Linked DNA regions of Mus musculus: regions 1, 2, 3, 5 and 6 are each linked to region 4. The links are chromatin loops, found by intact Hi-C in ENCODE. Cell type or tissue: left cerebral cortex. All regions are shown on one strand. Region 1 holds the start of Kdelr1 (KDEL (Lys-Asp-Glu-Leu) endoplasmic reticulum protein retention receptor 1). Region 2 overlaps Abcc6 (ATP-binding cassette, sub-family C (CFTR/MRP), member 6). Region 3 overlaps Tmem143 (transmembrane protein 143). Region 4 overlaps Sult2b1 (sulfotransferase family, cytosolic, 2B, member 1). Region 5 overlaps Lmtk3 (lemur tyrosine kinase 3). Region 6 overlaps Ccdc114 (coiled-coil domain containing 114).

What was found. Hi-C counts contacts between places; a loop is a spot of excess contacts. Peaks named below come from ENCODE experiments on the same cell type or tissue, not always from the same donor. Only the 100,000 strongest peaks of a DNase experiment are listed, where the experiment ranks them.
Region 1: a loop joins it to region 4, with 4 times the contacts of the local background. A loop is called at or near these places in 2 of 42 quality-filtered maps.
Region 2: it touches region 4 in a loop (5-fold over the local background); 19 of 42 quality-filtered maps call a loop at or near these places.
Region 3: it touches region 4 in a loop (2.3-fold over the local background); 33 of 42 quality-filtered maps call a loop at or near these places.
Region 5: it touches region 4 in a loop (7-fold over the local background); 39 of 42 quality-filtered maps call a loop at or near these places.
Region 6: a loop joins it to region 4, with 3 times the contacts of the local background. A loop is called at or near these places in 34 of 42 quality-filtered maps.

The regions. Positions count from the first base shown.
Region 1 is chr7:45,870,995-45,874,994 of GRCm38, reverse strand. It overlaps Kdelr1 (KDEL (Lys-Asp-Glu-Leu) endoplasmic reticulum protein retention receptor 1), which reads right to left and starts at 2,155. Exons shown (of 5, transcript NM_133950.2): 1 at 1,894-2,155; 2 at 1,136-1,236; 3 at 794-952. The coding sequence starts at 1,984. It also overlaps a transcript of Grin2d not described here. In left cerebral cortex, CTCF peaks have their summits at 1,414 and 2,245 (motif pointing left); DNase peaks (open chromatin) are centred at 1,457, 1,599 and 2,212; H3K4me3 peaks cover 2,301 bases; H3K27ac peaks cover 1,337 bases.
Region 2 is chr7:46,007,453-46,011,452 of GRCm38, reverse strand. Abcc6 (ATP-binding cassette, sub-family C (CFTR/MRP), member 6) reads left to right here. Exons shown (of 31, transcript NM_018795.2): 11 at 2,575-2,667. Among named protein-coding and RNA genes, the nearest start is that of Abcc6, 21 kb to the left of the region's middle. In left cerebral cortex, a CTCF peak has its summit at 1,645 (motif pointing right); a DNase peak (open chromatin) is centred at 1,653.
Region 3 is chr7:45,917,144-45,921,143 of GRCm38, reverse strand. It overlaps Tmem143 (transmembrane protein 143), which reads right to left. Exons shown (of 8, transcript NM_144801.2): 8 at 3,731-4,000. It overlaps Emp3 (epithelial membrane protein 3), which reads left to right. Exons shown (of 5, transcript NM_010129.2): 2 at 740-855; 3 at 1,107-1,209; 4 at 1,686-1,826; 5 at 2,909-3,121. The coding sequence starts at 778. The coding sequence ends at 3,078. Among named protein-coding and RNA genes, the nearest start is that of Emp3, 2.3 kb to the left of the region's middle. In left cerebral cortex, a CTCF peak has its summit at 1,685 (motif pointing left); a DNase peak (open chromatin) is centred at 376; H3K4me3 peaks cover 92 bases; H3K27ac peaks cover 753 bases.
Region 4 is chr7:45,737,844-45,741,843 of GRCm38, reverse strand. All of the region lies in intron 1 of Sult2b1 (sulfotransferase family, cytosolic, 2B, member 1), which reads left to right. Among named protein-coding and RNA genes, the nearest start is that of Gm31597, 2.1 kb to the left of the region's middle. In left cerebral cortex, a CTCF peak has its summit at 2,282 (motif pointing left); DNase peaks (open chromatin) are centred at 256 and 2,258; H3K4me3 peaks cover 300 bases; H3K27ac peaks cover 897 bases.
Region 5 is chr7:45,799,780-45,803,779 of GRCm38, reverse strand. Lmtk3 (lemur tyrosine kinase 3) reads right to left here. Exons shown (of 15, transcript NM_001290990.2): 13 at 3,209-3,344; 14 at 2,731-2,868; 15 at 1-148. The coding sequence ends at 132. Among named protein-coding and RNA genes, the nearest start is that of Cyth2, 13 kb to the left of the region's middle. In left cerebral cortex, a CTCF peak has its summit at 2,219 (motif pointing right); a DNase peak (open chromatin) is centred at 2,237; H3K27ac peaks cover 227 bases.
Region 6 is chr7:45,933,211-45,937,210 of GRCm38, reverse strand. It overlaps Ccdc114 (coiled-coil domain containing 114), which reads right to left. Exons shown (of 15, transcript NM_001364168.1): 5 at 818-940; 6 at 542-655. It also overlaps the pseudogene Gm9712. Among named protein-coding and RNA genes, the nearest start is that of Ccdc114, 11 kb to the right of the region's middle. In left cerebral cortex, CTCF peaks have their summits at 1,928 (motif pointing right) and 3,625 (motif pointing left); a DNase peak (open chromatin) is centred at 1,932.

The DNA of each region.
Region 1 (4,000 bases), 130 kb before region 4:
AGAGGCAGGGACTGACTTCCTCTTGTCCTTTTGGTTGTGTGTCCTTTTAGCCATCTATCCATCCCCTCATTTCCCCATTTTACAAAAAGCCCAGGTGTACACTGGTCCATAGTCCCACCACTGTCCAGCTGAAGAAGCAAGCTTCCAGTCCCTGTACCTCAGCTCCAGAGTCTCTGCATATAACCACCAGGCAACCCTGAACCCAGTGACCCTCTCATGACCATTTTACAATGGGGAAACTGAGGCAAAGAGGCTGAAGTCATTATAGTAGAAATTGGGGCTCCCAACCAGGGGAGATAACAGACAGCTATAATCCAAGCAGTGAAGCAAGAGGACTGTAAGTTCTAGGCCAGCCCCTATCTTAGAAAACCAATAATTGACAGTGCCTCCAGAAGAAAGCACCGGCCTCGCATGCATAAGACCCTAGACTCTATCTCCAACACTTCCTGAGAGGAAAAAAAAAACAAACTAAAAATAGGATGTGTAACTGGGATTTAAACTCACGTGGCCCCACCGCAGAGCTCTGCTTGCCATTCCTAGCCCTCATCAGCCCAGCTCTTGCTGGACTAGGTGCCCTTGGACATTCAGACGACTTAAGGGGTGCCACTCTAGACGCCAGGTACATTAACTGCTCAGAGCAGCAAATGGGATGCTGGGTTGTGATTATGTTCACAGTGTCTGCCACCGACGAACTTAGGCCTTAGCAAGCTGTGTAGAGGAAGACACCTGACAGGGCCTCCTGTCAGATACTCTGCCTCTACCCAACCACCACACAGGCCCAGCAGAAACCTACCTCCAGAGGGGTGAAGTCATGGTTGACCAGGAAAGCCAAAATAGCAGTAGGAACGACGAGGAACTCCACCCGGAAAGTGTCGTGGTTGCCATCATAAGTAGCTTTGAACTTGCTGTAGATCATCCACACCGTGGTAAAGGAACAAGCTATGTAGACCACCTGATAAGAGGGTAACAGGGCATCTCAGCTCACAGGTAGGGCCTCAGGTCACGGTGAGGGAGAGAGAAATCATGTTCCCCAGCCACCTCCCTCAGACCATATGTCTAGGCCCAAGCCTCTTTGGTGACTCCTCCCTGATCCCTGGCCTGGAACCCTGCCACAGGGGGCTGACTGCAACTCTACCTTCATGCAGGTGTTGTAGAGTGAAATGTAGTTGGTGAACAGGTCCAGATATCGGGCAGTGAACACCACAGCAAACAGGACTTGGCTCTTCCCTGAAATGCCTGGTTGAGACAGAGAACGAAGGGCAGGGTGGAGGGAGCTGGAGGTGGGCTACTTGGGGCAATAATAAACTAACATGCAGCGCCTGGGCCAGCCGGCTGGAGCTCTAGACCACAGCGATTCCCCAAGGCCTTTAAGCCTGAGCTCGGCCCTTTTTCCACCATCCACAGGCAGGGGGCAGCCGGCTCCAAAAATACTAGAGACCGAGGCTCTATCCCAGGCTAGGCCTCGCCGGTCCTTCTGTCTCCCTCAGGTCCTCCTGACAGTCTAGACCTACACTGGGACCTAGGGAGAGCCCTGCCTGACTTCAGCCTCCCAGTCGGTCACCTTCCTCCCGCTCCCTTCCTGGCCTTCCACAGTCCACGTCACCAACTCCCAGCCACCTCCCCGCCTGCCATGGCTCCTGGTTCCCAGCCCCGGAACACCCAGAGCTGTCCCAAAGGGTGCTGCAGAAGGTTGAACTGAACGCCCGAAGCCACCCCCACCAAACTATGTGTACCCCTTAGTCTAGGGAAAGGAGCTGACCCCCTGGTGACCCTAGAACTAGAAAAGTGATCCCCAGCAGGCAGTCCGGGAGGACTCTGACCTGCCGAGCTCCAGCCTTCCCGGTGCCCCAGAGCGGCCCGCTCCCGCCCCCTCTCCGCGGGGGGGCCTCTCACCCGCACACGATCGGGACTTCCAGATTTTGAGCAGTAACAAGATGATAGCTAGGAGGTGGGAGAGGTCTCCCAGGAATCGGAAGAGGTTCATGACTGGGGGACTCGGGCAGGGCTGAGCTGGGTGGGGGGGGAGGCTGGCCGGCCGGGCTGCCCCGGAGCTGCGGTGCTGCTGGGTTGAGGGCGGGAGAGAAGCCCTTCGGTAGCTCAGCTCCGGGGAAGGGGCTCTGGAAGGTGAGCCGAGGCCGGAGCTGGTGGTAAAGCTGGCTGGGAGAAAAGGGAGGAGGGCCGAGGTGGGAAGGGAGGAGTCTGAGCTGTAGCGCCACCCCAAGGGCGGGTTGACTGTCTGGCGCCCTCTGGCGCCTGCAACCTGCTTTGCAGAGTCGTATCGAATAAGCCTACTAACTGATGGAAGGGTCTTTAGGGTCCCACATTCCCAGGTGCCTTCTCTTTAGTAAGGAACTGTAGAGAGTTCGTCTAACCTCTGCCCTTAAACAGGAATCCTGAAGTTTGAGTTCTGAATCTAAAGATCCTAGTGCTGTGTTGGGTGATGGTGTAGCCTGTAATCTTAGTACTGGGAGGATGAAGCAGAGGGACCCCCCAGTTCCAGGCCTAGGGCTCCACAGTGACAGTCTATTCCTGCACAAATTATTAATACTAATAGTAACAACAACAAGAATCCTGGAGATTAAGAGGGTAGACTTCTAGCTTTGTCTGTGATCTCTAGTCCCAATTCAGTTAGAAAACCCAGGCCCCACTGCCACACACTCGGGGATCCTGACTGAGCCTACCGCCTCTACAATCCTATCCCCAACAATTACTTTATTGCTCAACATTCTGACCTGGGAATCTACACCCATAACTCCATCCTCCTTCTAAGACCCAAAATGCCAGGTCCTGGCTCTTTCAGAAACTGTCATGACCCGAGTCTTCCCAGGTCTTAGGGCACGAGAAGCAGGGCTCCAATCGACTGCTACAGGCCTAGGTCCCAGCGCCTCTACACATTCATATTCTCCCTCTCTCTTCCCCTCCTCCACCTCTCTTTCTCCACCTCCAACTTCCATTCTCAGGGACCCGGGAATCCTGAAGCACACTCCTCCCAATGTTAGATACTAAGGACTGTCCTACCAGAGGCAAGATGGACAGGTGACTTTATGGGACCTCAGAACCTCAAAAGTAGGGTTATAGTTTAGGATTACTGTGTCTGTGACAAAGGAAGCAGTTTTCCTCCAGGGAATTGTGTACTCAGAGCTGTGAGAGACTAGTCCCTCACTCATCAAGTGGTCCCTCAGTGAGGAACTTGCTCAAGACCTGGCCCCCAGGTATGATCGAGAAGGACTAAGGGAGAATCTGTGGTCTTCGAAAGGAGGGCTGTTATCTAAATTCCTGCTTCTGAGAGAACAGGGCCAGGCATTGGACCCCAAATCTGAAATAGAAGATCCACAACTTGGAATCCAGGGATTCTGGACCCCTGGTTTGGAGGGAGGATGGCTGGGATCTAACCCCTAGGTCACAGAAAATGGTGCCAGAGTCTGGCCACCTAGGCCTGAAAGAAGAGGGTCGAGTATGGACATCTAGGTCTGAGGGAGGAGGGGACTGGGAGCCTAGCCCCATAGGTTTAAGGGGAGGGCTACAGTCTGAGGTAGGAGAACTGGGATCCAGCCCCATCCGTCTAGAGGGAAAGAACTAGGGTCTAGTCCCTTGGGTATGAGGGAGGTGGGCTGGCATCTGGACAACTGGGTCCAAGGGATAAGGGACTTGGAGTCTAGATTCCTGGCTCCAAGAGAGACAGCATGCATCCTGTCTTTGCAGCCATAAAATTCACAGGCTGGGTCTTAGTATGGCGGGTGCTGAAGTGCAGAAGAGGGAAGGGGCAAGTGACAGTGACCCCAGCCCTCTCTCTAGGTCTCAAACTGTCTGTACCAGGTGGTGTCCTTGTCCATCTACCTCTGCTTCCTCCCATTTCGTCGCAGCCCCTCGGTCCCATGAGGAAATCAGAGACTTTGAAATGGGGTAAGGGCTGGCCCCCTCCCTCAGACCTAATGGGAAGAGGGGTCCCTAGGGAAGCGTGAGGGGGGCAGCTGTGGGTCTCCTGGCAGGGAGGGACGGG
Region 2 (4,000 bases), 270 kb before region 4:
AGCCTCTGCCTGAGGGGCAGCCTCTGCCTGAGGGGCAGCCTCTGTCTGAGGGGCAGCCTCTGCCTGAGGGGCAGCCTCTGCCTGAGGGGCAGCCTCTGTCTGAGGGGCAGCCTCTGCCTGAGGGGCAGCCTCTGTCTGAGGGGCAGCCTCTGCCTGATGGGCAGCCTCTGTCTGAGGGGCAGCCTCTGTCTGAGGGGCAGCCTCTGCCTGAGGGGCAGCCTCTGTCTGAGGGGCAGCCTCTGTCTGAGGGGCAGCCTCTGTCTGATGCAATCACTTGGGTCCAGCGGGGCTCTGGGTATGGATTCAGGAATGGTAGACATGAATTTGAGAGCTTGAGAATATAAGCTGAGTTTAACAAGAAAGTCTATGTGGTTTGTGGGTGCCTTATTGGCATAGCCCAAAGGCCATTTTGAGCAATGCCTTTAACAGCCCTCTGCATCTTGCCTGTGACCAGGGTAAGATGAGGCATGAATTCCCCGATGTGGCATCGTGTTGGTGCTCTCAGAATCTGGGGAACTTAGTTTCCAACTTTTGGATTAGGTATTCTCGGGCTGTGTATCTAAGGTGCTTTGCACAGTACCTAGTGCTCACTTGCATAGTGTTGTTAGCTGCCATCTGATATGTGAGGGGAGCCATCACCACCATTGAAAGTTTCCTTATTTATCTCTGTGGTGCCTCGTGTATGCCATGCAAGCAGTTTTCCACTGAGCTACATCTTTGGTCCTTAAAAAACATATTTTCATATTTATATAACAATTATATAATATATAAATACTATATATTTATATATTATATTATATATAATATGTTATATATAATGTTATAATTTATATTATTACATATAGTACCATATGTTTTATGATATATTTATATAGTATATAATATATTATATAATATAGATATATTTATATACAATGTTTGTTTATTTATTTTATTTTTTACTTTTTTGGTTTTTTTTCGAGACAGGGTTTCTCTGTGTAGTTCTGGCTGTCCTGGAACTCACTCTGTAGACCAGGCTGGCCTCGAACTCAGAAATCTGCCTGACTCTGCCTCCCAAGTGCTGGGATTAAAGGCGTGTGCCACCACGCCCGGCTATATACAATGTTTATATATAAATATTTATATATATATTTTTTTTAATTTCAAGGCAAGGTCTCACTAAAAAGCTGGCCTTGACCTCGGTGTAAACACAGGCTGGTGTTTGTGCTTTTCCTGCCTCAGCCTCAGGAGTCGCTGCAATTAATGATGTGAGCTGTCATGCTCAGCTAGAAGTCTATTTGTGAACACTGACATTTGAATATTCCAAGGCTTACACACAGTAGGTGGTCAGCAAGCACACACAGGCATTCAAGCAGCACCTGTGTGCAGTGTTGAAAAGCTGGCCACTATCATAGGAAAGACAGGGAAGGAGGGAGGATGTGGTAAACAATTGGGAGCACTGAGCAGGCCAAGGCTGGTAATGATCAGAGACCACAGCAGCCACAGGTAACGCCCTGCACCCTGCCTCTGCCCTGGCACCAGAGGACCACCACGCTGCCCCAGGCTTACTAAGATGGTGGGTTGTGGGTGCTACGGCTAAATGAAAATATCCCGGAGGGTGACCTTACTACTTCAGGCTGCCAGTGGCTTTCAGGACAGTTCTCCACTGAGCCACTAGGTGGTGGAATAGTTGCATGAATAAACCAAACTGGCCCACTGTAGTCCAGAGATTAGAGATGAGAGAAACAGAGACTGGAGTTGGGGTGGAGGAAATCTCAGAAAAGCACAATAAGACTTTTTTTTTTTTTTAACATTTAGTCTGTTCCCACCACCATATCTCCTAGGTAACTAGACCAAAGGCACCGGCCCTTACAAGATTTCCCTGGTGGGAAAGATTAACAAAACACAGGTGTCAGGTTAACTGTGACATTTTAAATAAACTGAGTAATCACTCAGTATAACTGCTTCTCTAGTATTGCAGGAGACATTCTTACACTAAATACACACACACACACACACACACACACACACCTGCCCATATAGCTCAGAAACCACAACTTTGTAGATTTGTTTGTTAATGTGGTGACTGGTAACTCCCCACTAAGAGGTGGGATGGAGGGTAGATTAACAGCGAGCCCTGAGAGGTGGGTGTGGTGGCACATACCTGTAACAACTGAATTTGGGAGGTGAGGGAAAGAGGAGCAGGGGTTTAGGTCAGCCTCAGCAACAGAGAGTGTGCTGGCAAAATGGCTCAGGGGGCAAATTACTGTGCTTGCTGTCGAGGATGCAAGCCTGAAGACCCAAGCTGGGTCCTGAAGCCCATATAAATGTGGAAGGGGGAACTGACCCTACAACGTCATCTCCTGACCTCCACATGCGTGCTGTGACCATGTCACCTCAATAGATAATCATTCAAAAGGAGCAGGGATCGGGAGCCGACAAAGTACTTACTTAGTAAACATGGGGAACCAAGGGCAGACGCCCGTGACCTATATAAAAAGCCAGGCACAGCAGCACACGCCTGAATTCCCAACCCTGGGAAGTGGGGTGACCCAAACCCTTGGAGTCTCATGACACCCTGCCCTCTGTCCCCAGCTCCTTGGACCCTCTGCTCTCACAGCCGTTGCTGTCTTCCTGAGCCTCCTCCCTCTGAACTTCTTCATCACCAAGAAGAGGGGCTTCCATCAGGTTTGGCATTTGGGGATGCAGGCATCCTGGACAGAGGAACAACCATGGGTCTCTGGTTGGTGACAGAGATAGGGACAGGCAAGAGGAGGCTTTAGGTCTGTCCTTGTCCTGTGTTGCCAGACCTGTGACTCTTGGACAAGCCTCTGTTCCTTCTAGAGCGTGGCCCCTTCCCATAGTGGCCCCAAGCTGTTGTCCCTCAATGGCTCCTGACTCTGAGCCCCTTCACGCTCAGCCAGGGGGACGTGTGGCAGCCAAAGAAACCAAATCTCCTTTGCTGATATGGCTTAGTGTCGAAGCCTACGACCCCATCACGGCCTCTGTCACCTGATCTTGCTTCCTTCTTCTCCCCCTTGCCCACTCTGCTTCCCCACACAGCCATGCCTTGTCTGTCAAGCCCTGTCTCCTGCGTCTGCAGATTTTATCTCTACAGCACTTCTCCTAGCAGAGATCTCACAGCTGTGAGACTAGAAGCTTCAAAGCACTGAGGGCAGAGGTAGGCTCAGCGTCTCGGGCAGTAGGTGGCGTTTAGGACACCATAAGGGCTGGTGAGATAAAGACAGCAGGTAAAGACAGTTGCTCACAAGCCTGACCACCTGAATTTGATCCCACAGTCCACGTGGTGAACAGAGAGAACCAAATTGAGAAAGTTGTCCCATGACCTCTAAATGCCCCCTGCAGCACGCACATGCTTATGTGTATACAAAATAAATAAATGCACATGAAAGCAAAAGCGGTTGATCCAGGTGTAGTGGCACACACCTTTAACCCAGCATACAGGAGGCAGATATAGGGGGATCTTTGTGACTTTGAGACCGGCCTGATCTACATAGCAAGTTCCAGGCCAGCCAGGACTACTAGTGAGAAACTACCTCAAAGAGAGAGAGAGAAAGGGAGAGAGAGAGAGAGAGAGAGAGAGAGAGAGAGAGAGAGAGAGAGAGAGAGAGAGAGAGAGAGAGAGGAGAACAGGCCCCCGTCGTCATCCCAGTATTAGAGAGGCTGAGACAGGAGGATAGTTAGTTTGAGGCCAGCCTGGACTACACAGCAGACCCTGCACTGATGAAAGGAGAGGAGAGTGTTCAGGAAAGTCAAGGAAGATGAACTTGTTCCTCTTCACTGCCCCAACCACCCTCTGCTGTCACCCACCTCCCTGTCACCCACCCTCTTCTGTCACCCACCTCCCTGTCACCCACCTCCCTGTCACCCACCTCCCTGTCACCCACCTCCCTGTCACTCACCCTCTTCTGTCACCCACCTCCCTGTCACCCACCCTCTTCTGTCACCCACATCCCTGTCACCCACCTCCCTGTCACCCACCCTCCGCTGTCACCCACCC
Region 3 (4,000 bases), 180 kb before region 4:
AGCTCCAGAGGAGACTGGTAATTGAAGAACTGATCTCTCAGCCTTTGTAGTGGGAATACAGGAGAGCTTAGAGCTGTCTATGAGACTTGTCCCAACAGAGCCCACCATGAAGAATGTCCTGTGGCTTCTCCCTGGGGTCTTCCACTCCCTTCTTAGATGAAGGGGTGCAGGAGGGCTCCCAGGGCTGGCTGAGTTCTCTGGACACTGAAGGGTGGTAGGAGGTGGTCTCTCCACTCAGACCACACCCTCCCTGCTGCAAATCCACCTCCCTGAGTGTCTAGAGCCGGGGTCTGCAGTCAGGTCGGGTGAGGACCAGAGACTCAGCCAGAGGCTGGCATTTCCCTGGTGTTGGAGGGAGGGGGGATGAGTCACTCGTGACTCACTCCAGGAGAAAGAAGAGAGTCAGTGAGTCAAGGATGCCTGTCCCGGGGGCAATTCCTGCTCCTGATGGTTCATATGGAGACCCACACGGCCCAGGGACAGAGTGTTGAAGATGCACCAGCTCACTGTTAGTCCTGCCCGTTCCTCTGTCTCCCAAAAGTCCATCTAGGACAGTCTCTGCCCGCCTCCAAGAGCAGGAGTCCCCTGGCTTGCCCTTCTCCCCAGGGAGGAACTGCTCGGCCTACTCCCCTTCTCCCTCACACCAGAGACTTCCCTACCTCCCTGGCCCTCCTCTCTGATTTAGAAAGCCATTCTCCAGCCCTCCTCCCCTAGGATTGAGTGCTCCCACCCTTTGCAGGCTTGCCTCTCCTGCCCTGAGCCAGACATCTGGCAGCCATGTCACTCCTCCTGTTGGTGGTCTCTGCCCTCCACATCCTCATTCTTGTCTTGCTTTTTGTGGCCACTTTGGACAAGGTAAGTTTCCAGCTCACTGGGAACCCCAGATATAGCCCATCTCTAAGACCCCACCTACCTGCCTCTGCTTCCCTTCCTCCCTACCTCTGTGCCTCCTCCTCCCCACTCCTCCCCTTCCCTACTCTTACTTCTGCGTGTGTACTTTCCCCTGGCCTAGCCCATGCATTTGGCCATCAGGAGTCATCCCCACTCTCCCTGACATCTTTTGTCCTGTGTCTCACCTCACCCTCCCCGGTCTCTGTCCCTTCCAGTCCTGGTGGACTCTCCCAGACAAAGAGTCCCTGAACCTGTGGTATGACTGCACGTGGAACACCACCACTCAAACATGGGCCTGCAGTAACGTCAGTGAGAATGGTGAGCATATGGCTGAGGGCAGGGGAAGGCCTGCCAGGGCCAGGGTTGGGAGCCTAGACTAGGCTATGAGCACCTGGGGTGGCCATAGGCAGCTTGTCTGGATGGAAAGGCACCAATAAATCCAGAGAGGTTGGAGCCACATGCTGTAGCTTAAGGAACAGGGGAGAAAGCTCCCTAAATTCTGAGAAGACTTTTCAGAGTTGTAAAGAAATGGAGCGAGTGTTGTGATGTGGGAGGGAGAATAGGGAGAGGCCAGAGTTCTAAGAGATGGAGTGGCCTGCCTCCTTTCAGGATTCGAAGTGACCGCCAGTGAGTGTGGGGATGGGGCTCATCAGTAAGATGTTTCCCTGGTAACCCTTGTAATCCTTGTAACACGGACATCTCTGAAGCTTGCCTGGCTGAACCTACAGTGAGTAGAGTCCAGCCAGTGGGAACAGCGGTTCCAGCTGTGACCTCACCTGTGTCGCCCCCTGTAGGCTGGCTGAAGGCAGTGCAGGCCCTCATGGTGCTGTCTCTCATCCTCTGCTGCCTGTCCTTCATCCTCTTCATGTTCCAACTCTACACCATGCGGCGCGGAGGGCTCTTCTACGCTACCGGCCTCTGCCAGCTTTGCACCAGTAAGCACTTCCCCCAGCTTGGGGAACGGTGGCGAGGAATGGGAGCGGGCCACTGGAGGCTCCCAGCCCTCTCCTGAGAGCAGCCTCCATGGCCCCCACAGGAGAGGGAGAGTGGAGCTGTGTGCCTTAGAGGCTCTGCGGTGAGCCAGTGCTTGAGAAGTCAGTGGTGGTAAATGAGCTGGGTTCCAGGGATGGGGGCAGCTAAAGGATCCACAGAAGGAATGTTCTGCATCATATCCGCCAACTGTGGTTTCTTGGGCACCTGTTCAAGAAGTCGTTTTGTTTGTTTGTTTTCTATTCTCCCAATACCGGGGCTATAACACGGGGCGTGCCAGACGGACTCTCATCTCTGAGGCATGTGCCCAGCTCCACACTGGTGGATTCTAGGCATGTGCTCTCAACTCTTTTTATTTATTTTATTGGAAATAGGTTGGATAAATGGTCCCAGCTGACCTTGAACTTTCTATCCTCATGCCCCAGCACCCTGGGTAGCTGAGAGAGCAGAGGTGGGCCATTATGTCCCACTTTTTTTTTTTTGTTTTGTTTTTGGTTTTTCGAGACAGGGTTTCTCTGTGTAGTCCTGGCTGTCCTGGAACTCACTTTGTAGACCAGGCTGGCCTCGAACTCAGAAATCCACCTGCCTCTGCCTCCCAAGTGCTGGGATTAAAGGCGTGCGCCACCACCGCCTGGCCCCACTTTTTTTTTTTTAAGGTCAAATAAATTGAGGTTTGAGACAGTGTGGGGGTGAGGGGAGGTCAATGAGATCTGAAAGCACAGGTCTATTTTTCCTTTTTTAATTTTTTTTGGTTCCAGGTTGCAAAGGGCTGAGTTAATCATGGTGGTTTTGAAAACATCTTCCTGGGTTCCCAGAGAACCCCCTTCATTTTTATCTCATGCTTGCATTTTTGGCTCATGAAAAACTCAAAAAGGTTCCATGGATACACAGCTGTCCATGGCCTTATTTCACAGATGAGCAGTTAGGGACCAGAGGTGGTAGTGGTTCTGGGAGGCCACTGAGGAGGACCTAGGACAGTGCGGCCTCCTGTGCACCCAGCCCCACACTGCTGTTGGTGGTCCCGCAGGTGCAGCTGTGTTCTCCGGGGCACTCATCTATGCCATCCACACCGAGGAGATCCTGGCCAAGCACCCGAGTGGGGGCAGCTTCGGTTACTGCTTCGCCCTGGCCTGGGTGGCTTTTCCACTCGCTCTGGTCAGCGGCACTGTCTACATCCACCTGCGGAAACGTGAATGAGCACTGTGTCCCCTAGAAAATAAATTCATTTAACCACGAGCCTGACTCGGCTCCTCTTCCTTCCTTAACAACACCTGTCCTCTCCCGGCCTCATCCAGAGCTCAACTCCCAGGCGCTGTGCCCTGGGACACTGGCTGAAGCCAGCTTCCCCAGGGCGCCCCTCTCCTCCCGGAATACCTCAGTGGAGCTTAGTGTCAGTCCCTCTCCCTGCTCCGGCTTCTGTGGTGTCACTCTTAGAGGAGCCCAGGCTGCCGTGCATTCTGAGTTGATGGTCTCTCCCGTCCCTCCTCTCTGACCCAGACACTTACTGACTGGCTGTTTCCTATTGCAAAAGGTTCTCCCCTCCATTGTAGAACCTAACCCTTCCCTCACCAACAAAGGCCACCTCTACAGCCAATATGACACCTTCCTCTACTCTCAGGCAAGGGGTACCAGCTAGATTTCCCAGGCACCTACTTTCTGGCTGCCCGCCATTGCGTGGTGATCAATCTGCCCTCCTGCCCTTCCTGTTTGGGATCCAGACTCTCGCAGGCAAAACTCTGCTCAGGCATGAGTGCTTGCTTCTAAGGGTCGAGTCTCAGACCCAGCCACACCCTCTTTCCAGGACTGTGATTCCCAACCCCCCTTGACCTGCAGCCACACTACTCCAGAGTTATTAAGCATGATTTATTCCTTTGGAAGAGGGTGCACAGACAGGGAGACCCAGACTAAGGGGATTGCTGCAGCGAGGCAGAGCGGGCCACGGAGCCTGCTGGGGCCTGGGCTGGAGTGATCTTGGGGTGGAATCCTGCAATTCTTCTTTGGGGCATGAAGTTTCCAGTGCCTCCAACCAGAGCAGATGAGCTGCAGAACAGATGGCTCATCTTACGTGGGGTCTGAAGAGGTTCCTCCAGACATTCTGACCGGCTGCCTGTGGCTGAGG
Region 4 (4,000 bases):
CTGTCTCCCAAGCCTTCACAGCACTGAGTGCCACCAGCCGCGCATGGTTTGCTGGGTAATTTGTTCATTTTTGTTGAGAAAGGTTTTCATGTAGCCCAGGCTGGCCTTGAACCTCAGCTGGTCCTGCTGTCTCAGTGTCTCGGGTTCTGGAATGGCAGGTGTGTGCTGCTGGGCACAGTGTCACTGGGTAAACCTCTGCTTATCCACTGGAAGGTTAATCTGGCTCTCTCTGAGCGCTCTGTCTGCCCTGGCTGTTGCTTGTTCTCGGAACCGCGCGTGTCTGTGGAGGAGGTTCCTCATTTCGTGTGAATTCGCATGCAGACTACTCCACAGTCTTCACAGAGAAGGAAAGCCACTGCGCATTCTGCTTCTCTCTTTGTCGCTGTAATAGACCACCTGACCAAAAGCAACCGAAGGAAGACAGGCCCTGTGTGGCTTACACTTCCAGGCCCCAGCCTTATCACAGAGAAGCAACGCAATCAGGAACAGAAGCAGAAATCACACAGGATCCTGCTGTGACTGCCTGGCTCCTTAGAGCTTGCTCAGCTAACTCTATAAACCCCAGGCCCCTGCCCAGGAGGGGCACTGCCCTGAGTGGGCTAGGACCTTCTCTATCAATTAGCTATCAAGAGTGTGCCCCCGGGCAGCATATGTCTTTAATCTCAGCACTAAGAGGGCAGGGGCAGGTGAGTTCGAGGCCAGCCAGGGCTACATGGGGAGACAAATAGTAAATAAACAAAAAACATATTTAAACAAATAAACAATGATAAAAGAAGACAATCTATCACAAACATGTCCTCAGACCAATGGAGTCAACCCCCCAGCTCAGCTGAGATCTGGGTAATTCTGGGCTGTGCTGGCAGCTGAGGCGAACTAGGAGGGCTGGCTACATGGTGCACATCTGTAATCCCAGCATGTTGGAGGGGAAAGTAAGAGGGTCGGAGTTAAAGGTCATCCTCAGGTACAGACTGGGTTCGAGGCCAGCCTGGTCTACAGAGTGAGTTCCAGGACAGCCAGGGCTACACAGAGAAACCCTGTCTCAGAAAACCAAAATCAAGAAAAAATAAAATAACAAACAAACCAACCCAAAAAAGCCCTAACTCACCCCACCGAGTACAAGTATGAACCTTATAGATATCATGCTAAAAAAAATGGAGCCAGACACAAAAGGAATTACATGGGGCCCTTAAAATAGCCATGCTTGGTGGGGGAGGGGGGGAGCAGCTAGGGCGGTAACAGGAGTGAGATGGGGGCAGGGTGGGTGGGGCAGGGCCTACCTAAGGTGAGAAATGAGAGCATTTTTTTGTTTTGTTTTGTTTTTTTGTTTTTTGTTTTTTCAAGACAGGGTTTCTCTGTGTAGCCCTGGCTGTCCTGAAACTCACTCTGTAGACCAGGCCGGCCTGGAACTCAGAAATCCACCTGCCTCTGACTCCCAAGTGCTGGGATTAAAGGCATGCGCCACCACTGCCTGGCGAGGGCATTTGTTTAAGGATTGCAGTTTCTGTTGGAAAAAGGACAAGTTTGTTTTGTTTTGTTTTTTTGTTTTGTTTTTTTTTTGGGGGGGGGGTGTCAAGACAGGCGTGACTATTGCAAAACAACATGGTTGTCTTTAAATGTTGCCAACTCAACCTGGAACTTAAAATAGTCACAATGATGAGGTCCCCAGTATAGGGTTTCAAGAGCATAGAGAGGCAGCCGGCACAGGAGTGACCCCACCCTCTGCAGGGAAAATCACACACGCACACACGCGCACACACACACACACACACACACACACACACACACACACACACGCAGCCATGGATTGCGGGGCGGGACTTCCTTGCTCCTGTCTCCAGATTCAGCTTCACTGAAGAGGTCCTGAGACGTCCTGGTGGAGGGCTCTTGTCATTGTATATCCCCTAAAAGGCTCACAGATCAGGCTGGCGAGATGGCTAAGCGGGTAAGAGCCCTGACTGCTCTTCTGAAGGTCCTGAGTTCAAATCCCAGCAACCACAAGGTGGCTCACAACCACCTGTAATGAGATCTGACACTCTCTTCTGGTGTGTCTGAAGACAGCTACAGTGTACTTACATACAATAATAAATAAATCTTTGGGCCTGAGCGAGCAGGGTCCTGAATTCAATTCCCAACAACCACACGAAGGCTCACAACCATCTGTACAGTGTACTCATATACATAAAATAAATAAATCTTAAAAAAAAAAAGGGCTCACAGATCGCTAGTCGCATGTCGCAGCTAAGAACAGTGTAGGGCAATTATATTCCTCTGGCGCCCTCTCCTGGTCGTTGAGAAAGGTAGCTAGAGCTAGGGAGAGCGAGAGCCTCTCCACTGAGGCTGAGCCTCTCTGACTCCAGCTCCTTTGCAGAAAGGAGGATTCAAGAGATTCAGATCCAAGACAGTGACACAGGCCTGCTGTTTTTGCTAGGCCAGAGTCTGAGGAAGGAGGGGCCTTAAGGCCAGCCTGGGCAGCATAGTGCATATGTTAGCGGTGGAGGTTTTTTGAGACAGGGCTTCTCTGTGTGTAGCACTGGTTGTCTGGAACTCAGTTCTATAGACCAAGCTGGCCTTGAACTCATAGAGATCTATCTGCCTGCTGGGATTAAAGGTATGAGACACCACTGCCCAGCTGCTTAATGTGATCTAAATGTGCTTCATGACAAAGAAAGTCAAAAGAAATAAGATGCAGCTTAGCAGTACAGACCCCTGCCTAGAGTCTCTCAGTAGGGGGCTGGGGTGTGGCTTAGTGGTTAAGCCCCTGCCTTACATTTCTGAAACTCTCAACTCAATCCATTTTACTACAGACAGACAGATACAAGATAAAACAAGGGCTGGCGAGATGGCTAAGCGGGTAAGAGCACTGACTGCTCTTCTGAAGGTCCTGAGTTCAAATCCCAGAAACCACATGGTGGCTCACAACCACCCATAATGAGATCTGACGCCCTCTTGTGTCTGAAGACAGCTACAGTGTACTTATATACAATAATAAATAAATCTTTGGGCCAGAGTGAGTGGGACCGACCAGAGCAGGCGGGGTTGACTGGAGAGAGCAGAGATCCAAAGTTCAATTCCCAACAACCACATGAAGGCTCATAACCATCTGTACAACTACTCATATACATAAGATAAATAAATAAATCTTTTTTTTTAATTGGTTTTTCGAGACAGGGTTTCTCTGTATAGCCCTGGCTGTCCTGGAACTCACTTTGTAGACCAGGCTGGCCTCGAACTCAGAAATCTGCCTGCCTCTGCCTCCTGAGTGCTGGGATTAAAGGCGTGTGCCACCACGCCCGGCTATAAATCTTTTTTTAAAGAAGACAAAACAAAACAAACAAAAACCACAAAAATTGGCCAGGCATACTGCCTTTAATCCCAGCGCCCAGGAGTCAGAGGCAGGCAGATCTCTATGAATTTGAGGCCAGCCTGGTTTGCATAGTGAGTTCTGGGACAATCAGAGAGCTACATAGTAAGACCGTTTCCTGAAAACAACAATAATAACAAGAATAACTAAATAAGGGCAGTTAAATGTCTTACCAGGGAAATGCACTTGCTGCCATGGCTGACAATTTGAATTTGAGTTCCTAAACTCACAAAAATGTCAGGCATAGTGAATAGCTTGTGCCTATCACCCCAGGGCTGTGGGTAGAGACAAACATATCTAAACAGCCGGTTTAGCAGAAAAGATAAGGTCCATGTTCACTAGGAGACCCTTTCTGTAAAAAGAAAGTGGAGAGTTATAGAAGATACAGTGTTTCCCTCTGACGGGCACACATTCACAACTGGGCAAATCTTTTTTTTTTTTTTTTTTTTTTGGTTTTTCGAGACAGGGTTTCTCTGTGTAGCCCTGGCTGTCCTGGAACTCACTTTGTAGACCAGGCTGGCCTCGAACTCAGAAATTTGCCTGCCTCTGCCTCCTGAGTGCTAGGATTAAAGGCGTGCCCCACCATGCCCGGCTTTTTCTACTCTTTCAACTCCCTGATACTAGATAGGAGAGAAAAAT
Region 5 (4,000 bases), 62 kb before region 4:
GAGGGAGGGCCCAGCCTCAGGCACCTCCCCAGAGGCTGTGTCAGTGTCAGGGGCAATGGCTCCATCGTCCACACAAGATTCTGCTCGCAAGCCCTCTTCTTGGGATGCAAAGGGGCTGGGTCTTTGGGGAGTCAGTTCTCCACGGGGCCTGAGAACAGAGAGTAGAGAAAGGATGGGAATCAGGGGAGACAGAGTCAGGGGAGACAGGCTTATGGTTTCCAACTCAAGGCAAAGGCCCAGGAAGCGGCACCATCCTATCCTCTCTGTCCTCATCCAGCCCTCTGCTCCAGGCACACTGCCCTCAAATGTTCCAGATACCGTTCTACTTCAGGGGCTTTTTGCATCTGCTGTTCCTAGTGTCTAAAATGCTCTTCCTAAGTGGTTCAGGCCCCCTCTTTTGAGGCCTTCCACAACCATTCTGGGTCCCCTGTCACCCTCAGACATCCTGGGTTATCACTTGCTTCCTCTCTTTTTTTCTCAGGTGTTCCTCTCGGGTACTGAGTATTTATTAAGTATAAGTTATTGTGGAAGAGCCCGGCGACTGCTCGCACCTTTATTGCATAGGCGGAATATGGGGCCTGTACCTAGGCCTGTGTCACACAGTGTCTTCACCAACAAATTGAGTGTGTGTGAGTGTGTGTCCCAGCAGCCACACATCACAGCCTGATTCATCCTCTGGACCTAGAGCACCAAGGCCCGTGGGGTGAGGGGTCCACCCTCCCCTGTTTACATTTCTGTGCTGACAGCCCAGGTCTGGCTACACAGAGGCACCAGAGCCCACTGCCCTTCTTGAGTGGAAAATGAGGTCCACTCCTTTTCAAAGTACACAGGATGAGTTCCTCACTCAGGACCTGGTGTCAAATAGAGGGTATGAGAGTGCCAAGGGGGCACTCACTGTGGTCTGGGGAGACAAACGTGTGTAAGTTTCCCCACCCATGCCCAGCGGGAGTATCTGTGTGAGTAGGCAAGGATTTGGGACTTCATACCACTGGGCCCTCCGTCTCCACTCCTGGTGACTAAGCGTGAGGTCACCTTGCTAGCAGCCTTGATCCTGACTCACTATCTAGCTGATGTCCCCACACCCTAGACCCACCCTGCCCTGTGCTCACAGGGGTCCTGAGATGGAGGTGTCAGGAAGTAACATTTGAGGTTAGATGGGGATGTAGTCCCAATCCTGTCTCTACCGCCCCTCCTCTGCCCCTGCCTTGCCCCTCCTCTCTTCTTGCGCTTAGTTCACAAACCTCTCCGGCTTAGCCTCTCCTCAAGCACCCAGCCTCTATTTGCTTCCATTCCCAGGCCCCAGGCCCTTCCCTGCTTACTGGCCTTCATGGTTCCCTAGGACCCTGTAGGCAAAGCTCTCCTAAATTTGTTATTATTTATTTACTAATTATTACTATTAGTAAATAGTATAGTATTGTATATTTTGGTTTTTCAAGACAGAGTTTCTCTGTGTAGCCCTGGCTGTACTGGAACTTGCTCTGTAGACCAGGCTGGCCTTGAACTCACAGATCTACCTGCCTCTGCCTCCCAAGTGGTGTTCACAATGCCCGGCCCCCAAGTCCTTTATAACTTGACCCATTTACTTAGCCGCGGCCCAACTCTGAACCCTGAGGAGCACCAGGCCTGTCTTCTGTTCTTGAACTAGCTAAACTCTTCTGCCTCCAGCCGTTGTGCAAGCTGTTCACACACCATCACAGGAGCTCCAGGCTGCATGATCGTGTGTGCGAGTGTGTGTGAGAGTGTGTGTGAGTGAGTTGAGTGTGAGCGTGTGTGTGTGTGAGTGTGTGTATGTGCGTGTGTGTGTGGTGTGTGTGTGTGTGACTGTGTGTGTGCGAGTGTGTGAGTGTATGACTGCGTGTGCGTGAGTGTGTGTGTGCGTGTGTGTGAGTGTGAGTGTGTGTGCGTGTGTGTGAGTGTGTGCGTGTGTGTGTGTGTGTGACTCTGTGTGTGTGTGTGTGTGTGTGTGTGTGTGTGTGTGTAGGGGGGATTATGCCACTTATACCCTCATAACACTCAGGATCAGGATCCATTCTCATTCCCATTCTACAGATGAGGATGCTAAGGCAGAAAGGGACACTGACTGGCCAACGTCACACAACTGAAAAAAGGCAGGGTTAATCCTGAAACTCAGAGGATCTGGGGAACTAACAGCTCCTTCCCCACATCCTGGGCGTTCAGCATGGTGGCCAGCAGGGGGCAGGAGAGAACTGATTTTCCATCTGCACAAGGACCCAATAGACGCGTACCACGAGAGGGCAGCACCCAGGGCCAGCAGCCGGGCCGGAATTATGGCTCTATGCTCCTTTCTAAGTGCCTCAGTTCTTTCCGTAAAAACCGTGGGACTAAAATCCACTGCAAGGATCGCAGTGAAATTGAGCGAGTAGCAATGTGTCAGGTCACTGTGAGCTCGCTGCTGTGATTCCTGTTCTCTGGGTGTCTGCCATATCCCCTGGCTTTAAGTGCCCTTGGAGAGGATATGGAGATCCACCAAGGTATCCGAGCTCAGAAATGGGAAAGATGGACAAGGGAGTGTGTACTTAAGGATCCTTGAAGAAGCAACTGAGGGTCAGAGACCGGTGTAACTGTCCAAGGCTGTGAATGGGAACCAACTGGTCTTAGCTGAGAGATGTCAATGTGACTGAGTGGGTGAATGGAAGAGAGAGAGAGAAGCGAGGTAAGGGAGGGCAGGTTGGGGAGGGGTGGGATAGGGTCCTGCTGGAAGCACTGTACCTGCGGGCCGGGCGTCGGGAGCCCGGGCGGGAGGCCCCGGGGTCTCCAGTGCAGGTGAGACGGAGAAGCGGGAGAAGCACAGGGGGGGGCCTGGCGGGGGGAGGAGGGGGAAATCCTCCGCCCACTCGAAACTGCCGCCTAGGGAGAAAGTGAACTAGACTTATACACCAGCTTAGCAGACCAGCACAAGGCCGCCTTTAGCCCTACCCTCCAGCAAGGCTCCATCCCTCCTCCCACTTCAGATACCTTTCCGCCCCCACCCGCCTCAACCAGCCCTTGCCTTCCTGAGCTCCGCCCAGGCCCCTCGGTACAGCTCCAGCCTACAAAGAGTGGATGGGTTCCTAGATTCAATCCTTCTCTTCCAGGTCACCCTTAGCCCTGCCCTTCCCACATGACACGCCCATTGCATAATAAGGCCACTCCCTCCACTCCCAAGCCCCGCCCTCCCGCAGCCCAAATCTTGGGTTCCGCCCCTCACCAAAGCCGCTGTCGCTGTTGGGAAACCCATCTCCTGGGGTGGTGGGGTGGGGAGGCGTCGGGGGCGCTGGGGGAGTTGATGGCTCCGTGTCCCCCTCGGGGGTGCCCTGGACGCTCAACTCGTTGGTTGGAGTCTCCTGTGAAAACAAGAGAAAAAGAATAGGAAACGTATTGTCACACCCAACCACGGCATCTCAATAATTAAATAAAACCCAACGATATTGCTGGGGCTTTCAGTACCCCATTTTGTAATTGCTGATGTATTGTATGGAGAAGTTAATGGAACTTTCATCTGCCTTCAAAAGTTCCTACAAGCTCTAATCTCACCCTGGTCTTTGTTCCTTACCTAACTATAAAGCCCCACCCAGCTCAGGAATTCCTAAATTCAGCGAGCAAGACGCTGTTCTAAACCCCGCAGCACCACCTCCAAGATCTTGGCGGCAGAGATCCAAACCTATGTCTTGGAGCTAACAGCCTGGTCCTGTAGCCTCCCAACCTCTAACTCCAGCCACGCACCAAGGGACAATTATCCCAGTCCCACTCAAACTCTCAAAGTCCCACCTTGAGTCTGGCAAGGTGGGGACCCCCTTAATTCCAGCGCTCAGGAGACAGGGTCAGGTGGGTCTCTTAAGTTTGAGACCAGCCTGGTGTACAAAGTGAGTTCCAGGACAGTTAGGGTTATACAGAGAAACCAAGATGCACATGGGTCTCCGAGTTCTAGGCCACCCTTCTCTACAAAGTTCCAGGACAGCCAGAGCTATACAAAGAAATCCTGTCTCAAACAAACAAACAA
Region 6 (4,000 bases), 200 kb before region 4:
GTAACCCAGCAAAAGGGACCCTGAGGTGGGAGGATTGACAGAAGCTCAAGTCCCAGCTTGGGCTATAAAATAAGACTCTCAAGAAACCTATCCAAGTGTACATACATAAACATATACATATATGGCACTGGCCAGGGTGGTGGGCGTTACTCAGGCAAGGGTGTTATATATCCTGGTGAAGGGTATAGAGAAGTTCTGTGTATGGTTACAAGTTTAAAATTGTTTTGATATAGAAGTTTTATAAAGGAGGGTAGAGGGAGGGAGGGAGGGAGGGAGGGAAGGAGGGAGGGAGAGAATGTTAGCTCCTCAAAGGGCTCTGAAGGTGCTCAGATCTCGGGGGATATGAACGGCTTGGTGGGCCTGTAGGTTGCCCCAGATGACAGAGCTCACCGGGAAGCTGGTGTTTGTGCATGGGAGTGAGATGAAGGAGAGGTGTGTTCTTTCTTCTTTCCCCCTGCGCTGGGGTGAGCCTGGGCCCAGGAGCCCGGCCCGTGGACTCGGGGAGGGAAAGGACTGACTGGGCAGAGCTCCGAGCCCCCACCTTCTTCAGCTTGCGGTCCATATTCAGGTAGCGGCCCCTCTCGATGCGCAGCAGCTCCAGCTCCTCCCGCAGGGCTGCATTCCTCACCAGATGGATGTCAAAATGACAGGTGACCTGGGGGGGGGGGGGATGTCAGAGCATTCATGAGGCCCAGGTACGTGTCAGAGGTGGGGACCACCCTGTTCCTATCCATCTAAGGGGACCCTCAAGCCCACAGTGCCCGCCTCCCGACACCCTTCATGCCAAGCCTGTCCTGGAGAGCTGGAGGGCACACACCCTGTCCAGCTGGTCTTCAAGGATCCTGATCCTTCTCTGGATTTTCATCTTCTGGTACATGATGAGATCGGGAGCCGAGGCCTCCTTACTCTGCGTGAGGACATGGGTCTCCCAGTCCTGGATCTGGAGGGAACGCAGCATCCATCACATGCCTGGGAGAGATGCATCAAGGACATCTGCTGTCCCGGCAGCCCCGGCAGCCCTCTTCTGTTCTGCAGCGCCCAACGAGGCCAAAATGCCCTTGTAGCCACTGGACCCAAGTCCGGGAAAACACAGGGACTGTGGCCCCTGATTAGCCAGCTCTGCCCCTCATCTGGTAGCCTTTTTTGTTTGTTTGGCTGGTTGGTTTGTTGGTTTGCTTTGCTTTGCTTTGCTTTGCTCTGCTTTGGTTTTTTTGAGACAGGGCCTTACTGTATATCCCTGGCTGTCCTGGAAATCGCTATGAAGACCAGGCTGGCCTTGAACTCGGAGATTTACCTGTCTCTGACTCTCCTGGTGTTTTTGAAGATGCACATGAGATGGAAGGGTTGGGTTGCTGCTATCACAGTCCCCAGAAAGAGGAGGATACTGGGAGACTAAGGCCAGCAGTTAAAAGGAGTCTGAGATGCTAAGGCTGCCTAGCGACCCTGCCAGCTTCCCACATGACCTGGTTTCTGAGCTCTTGCTGTGTCTGGACTTGCTCAGCAGAGTGTAGACTGAATGAATGATGGTGACCGAGTCGGAGTCTGTACTGATATCGGCTAGATAGTATCCCCAGAGATACCCGTCAAACACCCTGATGCCCGGTGCCTCAGAATATGACCTAAAGACAGATTGCCAGCAGAGAAAGCTTCAGGATAGCCAGAACTGCATGGTGAAATCCTGTCTCAAACACACACACACACACACACACACACACACACACACACACAAAAACCAACCAACCAAACAGGGTCAGCAAAACACCAGGAGCAAGGGGATAGGCTCCTGCTAAGCGCTGGGAAAACAACCCAGCCTGTACCTTGATCTTGGCCAGTGGTCTCTGGGGCTGAGAGGATATATGATATATACCCTGTGAGGGCACGTGGGCCGAGGTGGTGGCCTACCACATGCCCCTGGTGGCTTGAGGGATTACCACAAGGTGGCAGTGTTTGCCTTTCAGTGAGGTGACATTTTTCTGAACCAGTTTTCAGCAACAGCGATGATAAAAATCGAATGAAATAAAGATCCAAATTGGGGAACACTGAGTGAAATGTACAGCGGGGGCTGGGGGTGGGGTGGGGGGGACTCTCCTCGCCATTCTTAAAACTTCATGTGAATCCACAATCACCCTCATGCAGTTTTCAATCACAACAGCCGGGCAGTAAGTGGCAGCAGCAAACACTTAATCCCAGCACTCAGGAGGCAGAGGCAGGCAGGTGGATCTCTGAGTTCGAAGCCAACCTGGTCTACAGAGTGAGTTCCAGGACAGCCAAAGCTACACAGAGAACCTCCATCTCAACAGGGAAAAAAAAGAATACGAATAAAATCTAGAGCTGGAGAGATGCTTCAGGGGTTAAGAGCACTTACTGCTCTTGCCTTCCCAGCACCCGCCTGACATCATGCACAACTACTTATAACTCCAGCTCCAGGGGGATCTGACGCCCTCTTCTGGCCTCCATGGGTACCTCTGTGCACATACTTTACACAGACACACACAAATCAGAAATAAAAAGAAAATTTGAAAAGAATTTAAAGTGAACATTTTTTTGATCTATGCATATTATTTTTACAAATGGCTCCTGACTTATTACACAGACACCTGGTGGGCTGCTTGAACTGGGCTGGTTAAGGTATAGCTGTCACACAGCACTGGGGGCAGCTGGGACAACTCAAAACCCACAGGTCTACCGGAACTCTAAGTCAGTGCTCTGCTGCTGCTGCTGGAACTGACTGTTCTCCTCAGTTCTCTATCACCGCCCCCCCCCCTGCCTTGGAAGCCTGGAGAAAGCCCTAGATAGCGATGGTGGGGTCCCAGCTTCAGAACAAGCCCCCTCCCCAAGGAGCCCAGATGCAGAGGCTGAAAGAAAGGATCCTGCTACTTCCTTCAAGGGCGCATCCCCCGTAACCTCTGGACTGCCCACAAAGTCTCCTCTTGACAGAGAAAACACAGCAGTGTTTTCAACACCTAGTATTTTATTCAGATAGCAGTCCTGTTACACATGGTCCAAGAACATCCAAATAAGAACTCAACTCGGAAATTAAAGTTTGGTCTTCAAACATCATAGCCAACAATGCCACGTTTGCCTATGATCTCTCCGATATAAAACCACATCCACACCTCAGTGGCCACCAAACCGTTCAGCACAGCTTCCTTCACTGTAAGGTGTTTGAAGCTACCAGTTTTAGCACTTTGAATGATTTTTTTCACACTCTGAATAGCTGTAGGGATTTCACCAGGGGTTCGGGGAAACCAGCTCAACCTTGGCGTAGTGCCAAAATGTGGCCAATCGAGGCTTCGAGTAAGTCACAGCTGCGGCCACCATCGATGGTGACTTCTCCGAAAAGTTATGGATGAACTTGGCCATGGTCTAAAGTGGAAGGTATGTCTCTCCGAACCACCGGCTGAATGTCACCCCTGGAAGCCAAAGTCTCCTCTCTTAAGCCTCTGGAATTGTCCTTTGGGTACTCTATCCATATTTCAAGTGTTGGAGGGCCGGAGAGATGGCTCAGTGGTTTAGAGCACCAACTGCTCTTCCGAAGGTCCTGAGTTCAAATCCCAGCAACCACATGGTGGCTCACAACCATCTGTAATGAGATCTGATGCCCTCTTCTGGTGCATCTGAAAACAGCTACAGTGTACTTAGATATAATAATAAATAAATCTTTTTAAAAAGAGTGTTGGAAACATTTTTTAAGATTTATTTATTTTATGTATATGAGTATGCTGTAGCTATCTTCAGACACACCAGAATAGGGCATCAGATCCCATTGCAGATGGTTGTGAGCAGTCAGTGTTCTTAACCGCTAAGCCATGTCTCCAGCCCCAAGAGTTGGAACTTTTTAAAGCCTGGAACTTTTAAAGTTTGGTGTCTTAGTCAGGGTTTCTATTCCTGCACAAACATCATGACCAAGAAACAAGTTGGGGAGGAAAGGGTTTATTTGGCTTACACTTCCATACTGCTGTTCATCACCAAAGGATCAGGACTGGGATTCAAGCAGGTC